Regions from separate parts of the Homo sapiens genome. Here region 2 is linked to region 1. A link is an interaction called in ENCODE POLR2A ChIA-PET data of the cell type or tissue named here. Cell type or tissue: B cell. All regions are shown on one strand. Each heading gives the region's core, and the rest is flanking DNA. Links, peaks and the distances in the headings are about the cores only. Region 1 has its middle 22 kb from the start of ZBTB43. Region 2 overlaps LMX1B (LIM homeobox transcription factor 1 beta).

Evidence for each region. Peaks named below come from ENCODE experiments on the same cell type or tissue, not always from the same donor. Only the 100,000 strongest peaks of a DNase experiment are listed, where the experiment ranks them.
Region 2: POLR2A ChIA-PET joins it to region 1 with 5 read pairs; 2 of 35 experiments call an interaction of 5 or more read pairs at or near these places.

What each region holds. Positions count from the first base shown.
Region 1 is chr9:126,779,593-126,786,479 of GRCh38, reverse strand. No RefSeq gene overlaps it. Among named protein-coding and RNA genes, the nearest start is that of ZBTB43, 22 kb to the left of the region's middle. RefSeq lists an enhancer at 6,758-6,887. In B cell, for the core only: no CTCF peak of the experiment used is centred there; no DNase peak of the experiment used is centred there.
Region 2 is chr9:126,625,574-126,635,472 of GRCh38, reverse strand. The region is part of intron 2 of LMX1B (LIM homeobox transcription factor 1 beta); the gene reads right to left. Among named protein-coding and RNA genes, the nearest start is that of LMX1B, 17 kb to the right of the region's middle. RefSeq lists enhancers at 3,994-4,561, 4,562-5,129, 8,984-9,899. In B cell, for the core only: no CTCF peak of the experiment used is centred there; a DNase peak (open chromatin) is centred at 4,832; H3K27me3 peaks cover 2,269 bases.

The sequences.
Region 1 (6,887 bases), core at 1-2,500:
AACTTTGGGAGGCCAAGGTGGGCAGATCACATGAGGTCAGGAGTTCGAGACCAGCCTGACCCACATGACGAAACCCCATCTCTACTAAAAATACAAAAATTAGCTGGGCATGGTGGCGGGCACCTGTAATCCCAGCTACTTGCGAGGCTGAGGCAGGAGAATCACTTGAACCCGGGAGGCGGAGGTTGCCATGAGCTGAGATTGCACCACTGCACTCCAGCCTGGGCAACAGAGCGAGACCCTGTCTCAAAAATAAAATAAAATAAAAAGAAAGAAAGAAGGGGGGCTTAGGATGAAGAAGAGGAGTCTCTTATTTCCCATTGGATCTCTAATTCATGATTTCAGGTGCTTCTAGGCCCTGGTGGCATTTCAAATTTTCAGTGGTCGAAACATCAAATTCTCACTTTAGGGCATTAGCCAATCCAAGTAGGTTTTGTTTCGTTTCGTTTCCCTTCCTTCCTTCCTTCCTTCCTTCCTTCCTTCCTTCCTTCCTTCCTTCCTTCCTTTCTTTCGACGGAATCTCGCTCTGTTGCCCAGGCTGGAGTGCAGAGGCACGATCTCAGCTCACTGCAAGCTCTGCCTCCCGGGTTCACGCCATTCTCCTGCCTCGGCCTCCCGAGTAGCTGGGACTACAGGTGCCCGCTACCACGCCCGGCTAATTTTTTGTATTTTTAGTAGAGACGGGGTTTCACCGTGTTAGCCAGGATGGTCTCAATCTCCTGACCTCGTGATCTGCCCTCCTCAGACTCCCAAAGTGCTGGGATTACAGGCGTGAGCCACTGTGTCCGGCCTTTTTTTTTTTTTTTTTTTTTTTTTCACAACTGAAACATTCTAACTGCTTTGGCTAGCCTACCTCCTGGTTCTCCACTTCACCCTGATGTGGCATCCAGTGAGGCCAGATTCTGGCATGACAGGGGAAGATGTAACTGAGCCACTTCTAAGGCCTAAGAGACAAGGAAGAAGGCTGGCAGGAAGCGGCCTGTGTCTGAACAGCCTTCTTGCAGAACTGCTGGCTTGGGGTCCTGGGATGGTCTAAGTGGTGAGGAGGGGACTTGCAGTGCAGGAGCCAGCATGACTCTCTCACTTTCCAATCCTCCCACTCTCTCCTATCTGAAGAAAGAGGGGAAGCTTCCTGGTTGGCATTCTATGCCCTCGATGGTCTGCTTCTACCCCCCTCTCCGGGCACTCCTCCCACCCCACTCCTTCACTTCCAGCCTCCACACCACAAGCCCCCCATCCCAATACCACAGACCCCTATCACACTGAACTTCTGTTTCCAGAAGGGGTGCTGTATTCATCCATTTTCACGCTGCTGACAAAGACATACCCGAGACTGGGAAGAAAACGAGGTTTAATTGGACTTACAGTTCCACATGGCTGGGGAGGCCTCAGGATCACTGTGGGAGGTGAAAGGCACTTCTTACATGGCAGCGGCAAGAGAAAATGAGGAAGAAGTAAAAGTGGCAAGCCCTGATAAACCCATCAGATCTCATGAGACCATCACTAGACTAGCATGGGAAAGACTGGCCCGCATGATTCAATTACCTCCCCCTGGGTCCCTCCCACAACACGTGGGAATTCTGGGAGGTACAACTCAAGTTGAGATTTGGGTGGGGACACAGCTGAACCATATCAGATGCTGTAAAACAGTAGGCCCTGGAACTGGCCTATTTGGGTTCAAATCCCAACCCCACATCCTATAATTTATATACCCTTGGGAAAATGACTCAATCGCTGAGCCTCAGTTTCGTCAGCTGTAAAATGGGGTCATCATACTGGCCTCAGAAGAATGTTGTGGAGACTCAATGAGAATGCAAAGAAGCCGTTAGCACAGTGCCCAGTGTCTAAAATGCGTTCTGTAAGCATCAGGAGGGGAGGGGGAAAAGTGGGCCGGGGACGGCGGAGCTGCCACGGTTCCAATAGCTCTCCAGTTCCTGGTTCCAGACCTTCCGGGAGGCCTGCAGGGAATGGGTGTTGCTGCATATGGCGGAGGTGGAGGTCCATTTCATGTTTTCCACATGGGTACTCAATTTCGTCCCAAAATTACTTACTGAAGACTCTCTCTGTCCCCTACTGCTCTGTGGACCACCTCTGTCATGGATTATGTGCCTGTGTGTTTGAGGGTCTGCTTCTGGGTTCTACCTTCCCCTCTATTAGTCTTTGTGTCTGTCCTTGTGCTGAAACCACACTGTTTTAATGACTAGAGCGTTGTGATAAGGATGGCCTGACCCCTCCTACCTGTTGCCCTTGAGAACCTCTCAGCTATTCTTAGCCAGTGTTCTAAAAAAAATGCATGCCAAGTCTCATCACTCCCAGCCTAGTCTCCTCTGATGGCTTATTAAAAGGAACTAATGCTGGGAATTTGGCAAGGCCTTAGGAAGGGCTGGAATAAGGCCCATGTTGCTACTGGGAGCCAGGCAGTATTCTTTCTCCTTGCCTAAGCAGTTTTTTTCTCCCTAACCTGCCCTCACTCTCAAGTCTTTTTTACATAGATTAACCTCTAGCTTGTTTATGTGAGATTCACCATTCACCCAGAATCCCCACAAGAGAAGGGCGGCCAGGAGCTGAATCAGCAAGCAAGACTCCTTCTCCTTTACCAGGACAAGGGTGTGGAAGGGGAAGGTGGCTTCTCAAACATCGATCATTTTCTCTCTGGACACCTGGCTGGGCACAGTGGCTCACACCTATAATCCCAGCACTTTGGGAGGCCGAGGAGGGCAGATCACTTGAGGTCAGGAGTTCCAGACCAGCCTGGCCAACATGGTGAAACCCCATTTCTACTAAAAATTAAAAAAAAAAAAATTAGCAGGCTGTGGTGGTGCACACCTGTAGCTACTCAGGAGGCTGAGGGCAGGAGAATTGCTTGAACCTGGGAGGCGGAGGTTGCAGTGAGCCGAGATCGTGCCACTGTACTCCAGCCTGGGCAACAAGAGCAAGACTCTGTCTCAAAACAAAAAACAAACAAACAAAAAACTGTGCGTCACTGGCCCTGATTCTTTAGTCCCCCTGCATGTGCACCCTTTGCCATGTAACTTCATGGTCTTTCCCACCAAAGGTGGAGAATGCTCCCACCCTTGACTGCTCTTGGCCAGTGAGATGTGGTGGGAGAAGTATGGGCCTCATTTTAGTGAACGTCACCTCCAGGTGTCCAGTTTTGCAGAAATGTGAGCCATGGATACTTCTTGGGCTCTATTTCCAGCTTCAATCTCCACATCCATCCACTATCTCCACTCCTGTCTCCTCTGCCCTAGTTCAGGCTCCCTCCCCCAACCCCATCCTCTCTCACCTGACTACAGCGGCTTCCAAATTGGGCTCCCTGACTCCAGCCTTCCCCCACCCTGCTCCCTACACTGCGATGCTTCACTGTGCAGCCCGAGGGTTATTTTAAAAACACAAATCCCAGCACTTTGGGAGGCCAAGGCGGACGGATCACGAGGTCAGGAGATGGAGACCATCCTGGTTAACACGGTGAAACCCCGTCTCTACTAAAAATACACAAAATTAGCTGGGCGTGGTGGCGGGCGCCTGTAGTCCCAGCTACTCGGGAGGCTGAGGCAGGAGAATGGCGTGAACCCGGAAGGCGGAGCTTGCAGTGAGCCAAGATTGCACCACTGCACTCCAGCCTATGCGACACAGTGAGACTCTGTCTCAAAAAACAAAACGAAACAAACCCCCAAAAAACCACAAATCTGCTCGTGTTCCTCCCTACCTCTCTTCTCTCCATGGTGCCCCATGCTCTAAAGCTATAGGTTCAAATCCAGTAGCCCCGGACCTTCTGCTGCAGTCTTATCTCAGGCCCTCCCCATTCTCACTCCTTTTCCCTCACACTGGCTTGCTTGCTTTCTCCTCTCTCCCTTGTTCTTTCTTTCTTTTTGTTTTGTTTTTTTTGAGATGGAGTCTTGCTCTGTCGCCCAGGCTGGAGTGCAGTGGTGTGATCTTGGCTCACTGCAACCTCCGCCTCCCAGGTTCAAGCAATTCTCCCGCCTCAGCCTCCCGAGTAGGTGGGATTACAGGTGCCTGCCACCACGGCCGGCTAATTTTTGTATTTTTAGTAGAAACAGGATTTCATCATGTTGGCCATGGTGGGGAGTGATCAAGGGAATCCTCTGGCTTTGGGGTTCTCTCACAGCCTGAGTGTTTTCATCTGTCAAATGAGCACGGCAGCAAGATCACAGCACCTGCAGTGATACAACAAATGTCAGTGATGTAGGCCAGTGCTTGGCACACAGTGAATGCAGGTGAGGGGGCCTCCGTGATTCCCAGGCCCCCATGAACCCCAGGCACACCCAGGTTATCATGCTGGGGTAGGTCCCCAGAGATCCGAGTCTGAGTCCTATTTCTCCCTAGACCCCGGGAGAATGACTGAGTGAACAATTAAAAATCTAAACTGTGTTTTTGGAATGTTTCTGGAAGCTCCAGGCCTGATTGTCCTGGAACCCCTCCTCTCTCTCCCTGCTCAGAACTCGAAATTGGTCTCTAGCTGGCCTCCGGGGGAGCGGCAGTTTAGCATACGGCCAGCAGATGGCGCTGAAAGCTAAGGGAAGACGCCCCCTCCCCTGGGGCTCCTCCCGTCCCCTCCCGTCCCCTCCCGTTTGCCAACTCCAGCTCCCAGGCTGCCCTTCCAGCAGGGGCGAGGCGCCCTCGGCCGTCTCCTGGGAACCCAGGCCCATTTTGGAGAAGCAGAAAGAAAGCCCAAAACCCTGCTGGGATTCCTGGTTGGGGCCTTACACCCCGGAGACCTCCCCGACCTCCGCTCCCTGGCCTCCCTCCCAGGAAATCACTTAATAAATAGGGCGCGAGGATCCCAAGTGAGAGGAGGTTTTCCTCGGAAGAGCCACTTCATCTGTGAACAAGGAACTATGAAACATCTAAGAGCAGTCTGTGACCTCCCCGTCCATCCTGTGTAAAATATGAAATAAGAGTTTTAATTACCAAGCTTGGAAGGCAGCCGACGTGTTTAATATTTAATGTCTCCGATGCTTGTGCCCCAGGCGTGCCAGCACTGACAGAATCGGGGTTTCCCTTGGGTTGGCTCTAAATGTGCTTGGAGAAGGGCCAGGCAGCCCCCTTCCCCATCACCTGGGAGCCTCTTGTAGCCCTGCCTGGACCCAGGCTCGCCCTGGTCCTCCCACTCCCTGAGGGACCCCTGCTAAGGGGGCCGGTCTCCCACCCTAAGACCAGGACCTGGAGCTCTATGAAGGCATCTAGTTCTCGACTCAGTCCAGCTCCTGGCAGGAGTGGAAGTCAATGAAGTCAGGCAGCGAGAACAAATAGAGGGGCCAGACCCATAGACCTGTTTTTCTGTTTGTTTGTTTGCTTTTTTTGTTTTTTTTTTTTTTTGAGACGGAGTCTCACCCTGTCACCTAGGCTGGAGTGCAATGGTGCAATTTCGGCTCACTGCAACCTCTGCCTCCCAGGTTCAAATGATTCTCCTGCCTCAGCCTCCTGAGTAGGTGGGATTACAGGCATCCGCCACCACACCTGGCTAATTTTTGTATTTTTAGTAGAGACTAAAAATGGTCAGGCTGGTCTTGAACTCCTGACCTCGTGATTCGCCCGCCTCGGCCTCCCAAAGTGCTGGGATTACAGGTGTGAGCCACCGCGCCCGGGCTTTTGTTTTTTGTTTTTGTTTTGTTTTGTTTTGTTTTGAGATGGAGTCTTGCTCTGTCACCCAGGCTGGAGTGCAGTGGTGCCCTCTTGGCTCACTGCAGCCCTGCCTCCCGGGTTCAAGCACTTCTCCTGCCTCAGCCTCCCGAATAGCTGGGATTACAGGTGAGCACCACCACGCCTGGCTAATCTTTGTATTTTTAGTAGAGATGGGGTTTCACCATGTTGGCCAGGCTGGTCTTGAACTCCTGACCTCAAGTGATCCGCCCACCTCGGCCTCCCGAAGTGCTAGGATTACAGGCATGAGCCACCGTGCCTGGCCCAAACCTGGGTTTGAATTCTGTTTTCCTGCAAGCTATCAGCCTCTCTGGGAATGACTTTTATTATCCATAAGGTGGAGAATGTATCTCCTATGTTATGGGTTGTTAATGGTAATAGATTGCCACTTTCGAGGCTTAGTATGTGCCTGGAGCCCTGCTAAGCTCTTCGCATTTACTGAGTGCTTGTCATTTACAACAGCTCTGCCAGGTGGCTAAGATGAGATTTGAACCCAAGATATTCTGACTCCAGAGCTTATGACTCTGAAAGCCTATATGCAAAAGCACCAGGGATTTGGAGCTTGAAGGGGACAGGGCCACCCAGTCTTAGGCCCTAGTTTGTCATATACTGTGGCCCCTCCTCCTGTCTCATAGACAACCAAGAAGATTGCAAACGGGGGCTCAGGACAGGAGCCCAAACCAAATCAACCACATTCCTGTTTTTTGTTGCACGTTTCGACTTCCTGAAGAGAGGTGGTGAGCAAGCAAACTGCATTTGATTTTTGTTTTTTTTGTGTGTGTGTTTGTTGTTGTTGTTGTTTGGAGACAGGGTCTCACTTTGTCACCCAGGCTGGAGTGCAGTGGCATGCTCTTGGCTCACTGCAGCCTCGACCTCACAGGGCTCAAGCAATCCTCCTGTGTCAGCCCTTCAAGCCAATCAGCTGGGATACAGGTGCGTGCCACTAGGCTCAGCTAAATGTTGTATTTTTTGTAGAGACAGGTTTTGCGATGTTGTCCAGGCTGATGCATTTGCTTTTTGATGAGTTGATTGGCACCTTCAGTGTGAGTGGAGTTTGAGGGGCCATCTTGGGACTAGCCATGCACCTTGGTTTGTCTTAGACCTATGCACCATCCCTTGTCCAGCTGGCTATAGCCAAGTTAGTGCCCGTGTCACCTCCCTAGCAGAGCACAGCACATGGATGTTATGATGGGCCATGAGGAGGTGCATCAGCAGTTGGAGCC
Region 2 (9,899 bases), core at 3,649-6,148, 150 kb after region 1:
GCTGGGCTTGTCAGCCTCCATGCCTTTGCCCAGGCAGTGCCCTCAGCCTGGAGTGCCCTCGCCATAGCATCTCCTCCGACTGCAACTGGTTTTGCAGAAGCTTCTCGTGCCCGCCTCCTCTATGTAGCTGTTCTCAGTCTTCCAAGTCCTAGCCGTCTACCTCCCTTGCCTTTGTGTAAGCCCCGGGCCTGCTCCCTGTGTGGGCAATGAGCGAGTGGGGGCAAGTAGCTGACTAGAAGAGGAGTGGGAGGGCTGGGGGAAGGGTGAGCAGGAGCTGGAGTCAGACCTGGTGGTGAAGCTCCCCAGCCGTGTGGCCCTGGGTAAGTGGCCTCTGGGTTTTGGGTGTCAGTCCCCTCATCTGTGAAATGGGAATGACAGTAACACCTGTCTCCCAGGCCATCAGCAGGCTTCATATGGCGCTTGTGCCTGGCTGGCATGCAGCGGGTGCTAGGGCTTAGAAGCAAATCTGCAGAGCCACACTGGCACCGGCTTGAGGGTGAGAGGACAGCCAGGGGCAGAGAGGAGAGGGGAAGGAGCGGGGAGCCCTGTGCTTCTAACAGGCCACAGGCTTCCATGTCTCTGGGCTTTGGCCCACACTGTACCCCACACCTGCAAAGCCCTCCTCCTCCCCTTTCGTGACTCCAAATGTCACCTGCCTGGTAAAAGCTCTCCCACCTCTCCAGGCAGCACCCCTTCTTCCAGGTACACTCGCAGCGGGGCCCTCCCCTGGATTAATCGCTACAAAATTAATCCCTACAACAACCTGGACAGTAGGAATAGCTGTACCCATTTTATAGATGACTAACTTCAGGCTCAGAGAGGTCAAAGGACTCAAGACAGTGGCTCATGGATGTGGCATTGTGGGGGGGGTGTGCAGAACCTGGCACCAGAGGCTAATGCAGGAGGTGGGTAACTGAAAATCTCCATGGGGACAGTCCCTGAACACCTACTGTGCACCGGGTCTGCTCCTGGCATCTCCTTGGCTAGACTCACCCTGTTCAGCACCATGGTGGCAGCCGAGGGCAGGACCTGGAGCGTTTTCTTCCCCATGCCTCCCTGATACCCACACAGGGCGTGGAGGGAGGAAGTTCCACATGTATTTCTGGAATGCCTGTATGAAACTGACGCTGGCTTCAGAGACCTGCCCGGTGAGGCCTCTCCATGGCGACCCCGTCACTGCTGGGCAAGAAGGCTTTCCAGTCCCGGGCTTCACCACAGTGCCTTCCAGGTGCCCTCACATGCCCCATCCTGCCAAAGTCAGTGCTTCTCCTCTGGGTTTCCCTGCCCGCTCCTTATCCCAGGCAGGCCAGGCTGGGACTATCTTGCTCATTTGGAGTCCTGGCGTTATTCCAGTCCTGCCTGGAGCAGGGGTCCTTCCGGTTGGATGAGTGAGCTGGGCTTCCTTCTTCCCTCCCTCCTGCCTTCCCCAAACATTCGCTGAGTACATACTGTGCCAGGTGTATCCCCGAGGCATCAAAAGCGGGAGGCACAGGGGGAATGAGGCATCTCGGAGGCCAACTGGCAGAGGGGTCACACAAAGCTGTGTGAATTTGGACTGCCGACTACCCCTTTCTGTGCCTCAGTCTCCATATCGCTGAAATGGGGATAATAACAGGCTCTGCCTCACAGACTATGAGGCTTACGGTTGAATGAAATAATGTGATCCTTAAATCAGTGGCTGCACAGGGTAAAGGCTCTGGAAATAACAATCAAATTCTCTTCTTCCATCATGCTGTATAATTATGTGCGTGCTGTATAACCATGTCAGGAGTGGGTAGTCCTTTCGGAGGAGGGGACAGCTACAGGGAGGATGTGCTGGTGGACTCCGTGGCCTCTGCCCACTTCCCATCTCCCGGAGGGTACTAATTTTGCCCTTCCATCCCCCAGCCTGGCCCCCATGTCCCGAGGTTTCAGGAAGAAGAAGAACCCTGCCCCAGCCAGTCCCCAGGATTGGCCAGGTGTCCTCCCAGTTGTCCTGTGGAGACTTGCTGCAACCCACCCACCCATGCCAGGCAATGAGCTAGGCCCAGGGAGCTTCATCCATCCAGATGGACAGGTAAGCACCGTTCATTCATTCCTTCACAATGACATGACACACGGATGCACCTACCAAGTACCAGGCCCTGTGCCAGGCTTGGAGGTACCCTGGGCAGAGGTTGTCATACCTCAGCAGGCAAGGCTTCCCCCAGGGGCCATCTGGAAATGTAGACTCATGGGCTTCACCTCGAGAGTTCGAGTTCCCTCACAGATCTAGGATTCTGCACCTCTAGCAAGTGCTACAGGACAGATCCAAGCCTGGAGGACGGGGGTGGGGCTCAGAGCCAGAGAGACTCCATGAAACCGGTGACTCTTGTGCCAGGCCTTGGGAGTAGGGAGAGTTTTCCAGAAGAAGAAAGGATGATGGAGGCCAGGGGACGCCTCCTGGGCAACCACCACAGCCTGAGTAAGACCTTGATGTGGGCAAGTGTCTGGGACATGTGGGAATGGCAGGTGAGCTGGGGGCTCGCCTGCGGGGCTCAGCACAGAATGAAAAGGCAGGGGCAGAGCCACTTGTTCAAAAGTTAAGAATCTCAAGAGTGTGACAGCAGGAGCATTAAACCAAGCTAAGGGCCCTTCTGGGTGTGGGGCCCAGTGGGGCTGCACAGGTCAAGCCGGCTCTTCCAGGGACCCAGCTAAGTGGGTCACCCCTGCTGGGACCAGCCCAGAGTGCTCAGGACCTCAAGGCCTTAGCCAGGCAGCTGAGTACCTGGGGTTCCAGCCACCCCAGCTCCAAGCCCCAGGCCTCTGTGACCCTCCCTGTGCCCTGTTCCCTCTCTGGTTCCCGCAACTACCCTCACCTCCAAGGTGGCAATAGCCTCCTCCCGCCGGTCTAATCCCAGGCACATGTTGCCAGCATCAGCTCCATAAAGTGCCTCTCCAGTTCCTGTCACTCCCCTGTCCAATAACCTTCAATAGCTCCCTCCTGCCCACAGGATAAAATCCAAACGCCCGAGCACAGCCACAGGCTCCTGCCCTGCTCTGCAGCCTCCAGTCCCAGCAGCCCCTCGGCAGCCCCTCCGCCAGACTCACTGTCCCAGCCCACCCATTTAACCCCCAATATTCCTGCTGCCAGGGCCCCCTCCTGGAATGCCCTCCCCAAATCCTCCCAAGCTGCAGCCTCCCATCTCACGGGCACCTGCCTGGCGTAAGCTGGCACACACTCTTGCTGCCTTCTTGTGTGACTAACGAGGCCCCTGCCCACAACTCTTCCCTCTAAGAAAAACGGCTCCCATGGACTGGTATGGCTCTTTGAACACAGCATCTCATCTCGCTCTCCCCACAACCTGGAAGGTAGGTTCTTTACGTGCATTTTGCTTGCGAGAGAGTGGAGGCTCTGAGAAGCTAAGGAATTTGTCAAAGGTCACACAGCTAGAAAGAGGCCAAGCCCAGAGTCCAGCCCAGCTCTAGACCCTTATACTTTCTTTCAGTACGAACTGCGCACCTACCGTTCCCTTTTCTAGCTAAGACCCAATACATATGGTCAAAGGTGGCCCCCTTTGAGGCCCAGCACAAAGGACTGTGGGAGCATCAGTAACAAAATCGGCAGGAACCACTCACCTAAAGAGGAATGGCATCTGCTCCCTCTGAATCATCCTTACCCGGAGGCAGGGGTCTGGTCCTTAGTAAACTTTGAAGAAACTGAGGCACAGGGAATTTAAAGCCTCTAACCTAAGGTCACACAGCGGGAAGTGGTAAAACCTGAGGTTCCAAAGCACTGGTGAAAAATCTGGTTAAGTTCTCGGCCTCTCAAGGAATCAGTTCTGGGGTCACAAAATCCAAGAGCCAATAACTGCAGGCACAGGGACTGTGCTGGCCTCATTTCTGCTCAGCTCTGCCCTCGCCCCTATCCCCACCTCACCCCACCCACCCACTTAGCCTGGGAGCTCTCTGTGGGCAGGATAGGCCTGCCCCATCCCGGCCGGCCGAGCTGAGCCAGGAAGCTGAGCAACTCAAAAGGCCCCCAGCTGGACTCCTGGGAATCAGCAGCCCAGACCTAATAGGCATTAGGTCTCTTACCTAATACCTCTTCTTCCTGACCTCCTGCCACGAGCACTCCCCAAGCAGAACACAGGGTTGAGTCCCTGATGCTCCCTGTGCCCCAAGGCAAGATGTTTCCTTTTACAAATCATTATTATTACTATCATTACTGTTATTTTAATTTAAATCTTTTGACGTTCAGGCAGATGTTTCTCTGCAGCCGTAAGGGCATGTCTGTGGGAGGATGGCACCTCGGGGACTGGCCTGAACTCTTGCCACGTGGGACAGCCCAACCAGTGGGCGGCCAGCTCCATCCTCCTCCAGGGGTCTGTCGCTGCTCACTTATCAGGCTGACATCCCACAGGGGGGCCACTGCCCTGCCCGCCCCTTTGGCTCCAGGCCTGCCGACTAGAACCAGAGCTGGAGGGGTGGGCAGGCGGGGGCACGTGGGAGGGGGCCGAGCCCTCACCACAGGCCCCTTTGCAGTTCAAAGTGACACACTCAGACAGCCGTCCCTTCAAAGGCCAGACAACGCCTGCCCTGAATTGCTGCACCGGCAGCCCGGAGCCAGGAAGGCACTGCAGGGGTAAAGGTGGCCCTGTGAGGGCTGGCCACGCTCCCATCCATGGCATGGACTTCCACTATCCTGGGCAGGAGGGCAGACCCTGGCCGGCCCCACCCTGTGGTGTAATCCTTGGAAAATCACCTTCCCTCTCTGAATCTCGCTGCTTTCACTATATATTTGCAAAGTACTCAGAAGGCACTCAGGGGTGGTCATGCATAAAGCTGACAACACTGAGGACGAAGATGATGATTCAGAGCCTCTCTCTGAGAGGCACCGCCCCAAAGACAGGCCACCTGAGTGTGATTCCCATCAGCTGCTAACTAGCTGTGTGACCTAGGGCAAGACACTTAGGTTCTCTGTGCTTTAATTTCCTCCCCTGTAAAATGGGGTTTGGAAGGGATGACGCCATGCCTGTTTGGCACCAGACAGGTCACAGATAACAACCCTCCCCCCCAGTGATGAAATGTGCCCTGCCTACTGCCAGGAGAGTTGTTCAGGCCAAGTCAGACCCACTGAGAAGGCTCAGTGCAGGTGCTCCCCCAAGCCTGGGTTCCCGGGAGCTGAGAAGTGGTTCCAAGGGCAGGTTGTGGCACCCGCAGATGCTGACTCTGTGCTGCATAGCCCCCCACTGGCTGTGTGGCCCTAGGTGTGTGGCTTCACCCCTCTGAGCCCCAATTCTGTCACCTGGAAACCCAGGCAAACAATAGTGCTTTTTTTTTTTTTTTTTTTGAGACGGAGTCTTGCTCTGTCGCCCAGGCTGGAGTGCAGTGGCGCAATCTCGGCTCACTGCAAGCTCCGTCTCCCGGGTTCACGCCATTCTCCTGCCTCAGCCTCCCGAGTAGCTGGGAGCTACTCCCGAGTAGGTCACAGGTGCCTGCCATGACGCCCAGCTAATTTTTTTGTATTTTTAGTGGAGACGGGGTTTCACCGTGTTAACCAGGATGGTCTCGATCTCCTGACCTCATGATCCACCCGCCTTGGTCTCCCAAAGTGCTGGGATTACAGGCATGAGCCACCACACCCGGCCAACCACAGTGCTTTTAGGAAGTCTCATCAAGATCTAGGGTGCCATCTGAAGCTGGCAATCATCAGCTTGCCACCTTGGGGAAATCACTGCACCCAAGTCAAGCTTTGATGTTGGCAAAATGGGAAATAATATTAATAAAACCTGCCCCCAGAGCAGTAAGAAGATTCAGTGAGTGAATCCCCATCAAAGCTTTACCACAAGCAGCATAAAATGAACACTGGCCATTCATTAGGAGCCATTTCTTCAACAAACAACATTGGGTTGCAGTACCAGCCCACCATCGGGGCACCAACCCCAGCCAGAGGCCAGACTCCACCCTCCCAAAAGGCTGCTGAAAGTTTTCTCGTGACACAATGCCTGGGTTCCATTTACTAGCTGTGTGACCTTGGGCAAGTTACTTAACTTCTCTGTGCCTCGGTTGTCTTACCTGAAAATGCAAATAATAATGGAAGCCATGTCGTAGTGTCATTAAAGAATGGAAAGTGCTGAGAGCAGTGCCTGATGGACCACAAGTGCTAAACAAGCATCAGCTGGCGTTATTATTGCTGCTGCTGTCGTGCATGCTCCAGGTCTGCCCGGCCCGTCAGAAAGCCCCAAGCAGCTGGGCTTCCTTCTGCGGCTCACAAACTTGGGAAGTGTTAGGTCCTGAGAGGTGCCCCAAGTACCGTGCAGAATGGAGGCTTCTGTGGGCTTCCTCTCTGGTCTGTTTCCCTAGCAGCTGGAACGCTTAGAAAAAAAGCACCCAGCCTGCTGGGCTTGTCAAAGCAGGACTGGCTTTACTAGAACCAGGTTTGGATGGTAATTTTGTGGTCATAACTATTTTCCTTACATACTGCTATAGAAAGGGGAACCCCTGCTTTTTTTTTTTTTAATCTAATTGAAGACACCATCAAGCGTAAATATGCTGGAGTTTTTAATAAAAACACGATGGAGAAAAATATTCAAAGCTCAATAATCAGAAGCAATTTGCGTCGCAAGCAGAGATGTGTCATTCCTCCCACACCCCCCTCCCCGCTTGGCTGTGCTCTGTGCGGGACTAGCTTTGGGGATGGCAACTTTAGACCTATGGCAAAAATAATGAACAGCAGTGAGGCTTAGAGATAGCCTGAAAAATCTCCTGGAAAAGAAAAACATATGCCAAAGAGTGTGGTATAAAAGTCATATTTCATGCCTGACTTTAGAGAATGTTAATAAGGATTAGAACCATACTCCAACAGAACAACTATCAGTCAAGGCGGGGTAATTAATTTCGCTTCAGATCTCTGGGAAAATGAAAGCGGTTAAGTGTTGTTTCGCAGCGTAGAGATTCCATCGCTCTAAGACAACCCAAAGAACTTCCAAAGCCATGTCCTGAACCCAGCTGAGACCTGGCTGTTGCTGGCGGCCTCTCCTGATCTGTCGCCTTGTAGATTTGGGGACCTTTTCCGAATCATAACAATATCAAACTCTTTTTTCCCCCAGGATTGGCTAATAAATATGATTAAGATAACACGACCCAAACCACATGTCCTCTGCTCGGCCTGCAACATGTGGAGGACAGATGTGTCTTCTGTGCACAGATGACCCAGCCGGCTGCTCCCCTGAGGCAGGGACCCTGGGAGATGGAGTCTTGAGAGGTCCTAGCAGCCCACTGGCCCTCTGAGTCCCCAGCCAGGCCTCTGGCCTCCCCATGACCCACTATAGACAGGAAGGGCCAAGCCCAGGGTATGCGGGAGTCAGAGACAAGAAAGATGGTGGGATGTGGCACTGTCCTCACCTGGCTTTTGTCCCCCAAGGTCCCAGTTTAGTAGACCGCATTCCCAAGCCACGTGGCCCCGTGTTATCCAGAAAACTCTCAAAATCATTTCATTGTCCAGGTCCACCTGTCACCCCTTCTTAAAGAGCTGGGATTGAAGAACCTTCCCATCCCTGAGACCTGGGCCCAGGGAAGACAGAGTAGGCCAGTGTTAAAGCCAGAGTCTGGGAGAGGGTTCTCAAAAGGACTGTGGAGTTGCCACACAGCCCCCAAGCCTGGTAGCGTGCAGCTTGGGATTTCCGCCTCTGCTCTGCTACAACAGGACAAGTCCTAGCTGCACTTGGACCTTGGTTTTCCCATTTCTACTGGGATCCTGAAGAGCCCTTTAGCTGGGATATCCTAAAGCAGCCCAAGGTCCCTGTGAGTGTGGCCCTGCTGCACTCAACTGTGGTCACTGGAGGCCACGCAGAAGGCCAGGCCCTGGAAATCAGGCCAGGGAGGCCTGGGACTGCTGAGGTTGACAGCCCTGCTCCAGCTCTGGGGAAAGAAGGGGAGCAGGCTCAGAGGCCAGGGCTGGTGGGGGAAGAGCCCCTCCCACCCTGACCAAGCAGGGCTCCCAGCACCAAGGCAAGGCTCTGGGCCAAGGCATGAGTGAGCCTCCTTCTCTGCTTTCCCTTGGGGACAGGAGGGAGAAAATGGAAGAGTCCCTCAAAGTTAGCTCAAGCCAAGCAGAAGGGCTCCAGCTGGCAGGAAGAAGCAGGGCATTCTATCACTGCATAGAATCAATGAAGTCAGAAGCAAGCAGGCTGAGGGCAGGGCAGGGCACCTCTCTGAGTAAAAAAGGGAAGAAGGGTCCCTGGGGGAGGGGCACTATATCGTGGATGAGCCTCAGCTGCCTGCAGGGCAGGGACAGGGTAACCCGGCCACGGGGAGGAGACCGGGGGGTCTCTCTTCCTGCTGGTCCCTACTCAGAGGCCACTCTGGTGACCAGGCACATCAGGCTCCTCCTGAGCCCAGTGAGGTCAGGACAGCCTGGCCAAGGAACCCTCTGACACCAGTCTCCGAGGCCTCCTTTCCACTGGAGCCGACTGGGCGTGGGCTGTTGCGTCCAGACCCTTATCAATGCTCAGGCGGGGGCCTCCCCCAAGACCAAGGCCTCTTCCCTGCAGAGGAGCCCGGACGGACCGGCGGACGCTGCGGGCCCGGCCGGGCTGATAGGAACCATCTGCGTTGTCTTAGGCCGCCCTTCGGCCCACTGTCCCTCTGAACTCGGCCGGTTCCCGCGGGCCGTTTGATGCTTGCAGGGTCACAGACCCCCGCACACAAATCACCGCCGCGGGGCTGGGGGTGGGGCGGAGGCGCTGAAACCTAATCCGCAGAGTTTGCTCCGCCGCCGCCTCCTTGCTCCTTCCCTCGCTCGCTCGACGCCCCCCACCCACCCCTTTCCAAACAAGGCTTATTTTTCTTGCCAAAAAAACAAAGTTGGTATCAAGTGTTTCGAGGGAGAAAGTCTCTCCCCCACCCCTGACCTGGAAGGAAGGGCCGGTTGCCGACTGAGCCGGGATTGCAGAGGGGGCTCCAGGAGAGGACGGGCGGGAGGTGAGCTCAGGGCTTCTGGCTCCATCGGTCCCCTTCCCCGCTCTCGCCTGCCCGTCCCATACTTAATGGCAGCGAATCCCATGGTCCCCGGCCATGTCCTGTCCCTCTACTCGTCCTGCCCGGAAAGGGTTTCCTCCATCGGAGCTCCCGGTCCCTATGCTGTCAGAGATGGAAGCATCACTTCCTGCTCCTTCTCCCTCCCCATAAAACAGTCCTTGCCTGTCGCTTTTACGAGGTGACACCCTGCTCTCAGCCCGATCCTCCCTGCGCCCGGAGCCTGGGCTCGGCGCGCAGGAGACTGCGTGCACTCTGGCGTCCCCGACCTCTGCCAGGGCGCACGGGGACTCCAGAGCGGATCCTCTACGAGTTCTAATAGGAGGCCAGGGAGCCGGGACATCAGAGACAAATTCCTCCGAAGTCCCCCTCCGGTTCCACTGACTGGAGCCTTTGGGCTGAAACCCCACGAGCTCCCCACCCCCATGTCCATGAGGGGAGCAAAACGGAGCCCCCGGGGGCACGCAGGCTTCGTTTCTGGGTGTTGGTTTTGCTTTTGGTTTTTTCAGCCGGTGCAGTGACCCGGAACAGCGCGGCCGCTTCTCCGACGCCCGCGGCTCCCCACTGCGCCGAGGCGAGCGCCACGGCTAAAGCCCAAGCCTCGGCGCCCGCTGCGCCTGCCGGAGTTCTGCTTGTCCGAGCAGGCAGCGGGGCTCAGGCACGGCGGCGACGTCGAAGGGCCAGTCGGCAGACAGGGCTGGGTCTCTGCGGCCAGAGCGCCGCAGGAAAGCCCTGCAAACGGTGGGACGAGGGTGGCGGCGGCGGCGGCGGAGGTGGCGAGAAAGGCGCCACGGGCCTGGCGGAGAAGAGGGTTTCCGTGGGGGTGGAACAAAGGAATTCACCCTCGGAAGAAAGGGGCCGAGCATGCAGCCGGGAATGGCCAACCCTGGAGACCTGCAGGA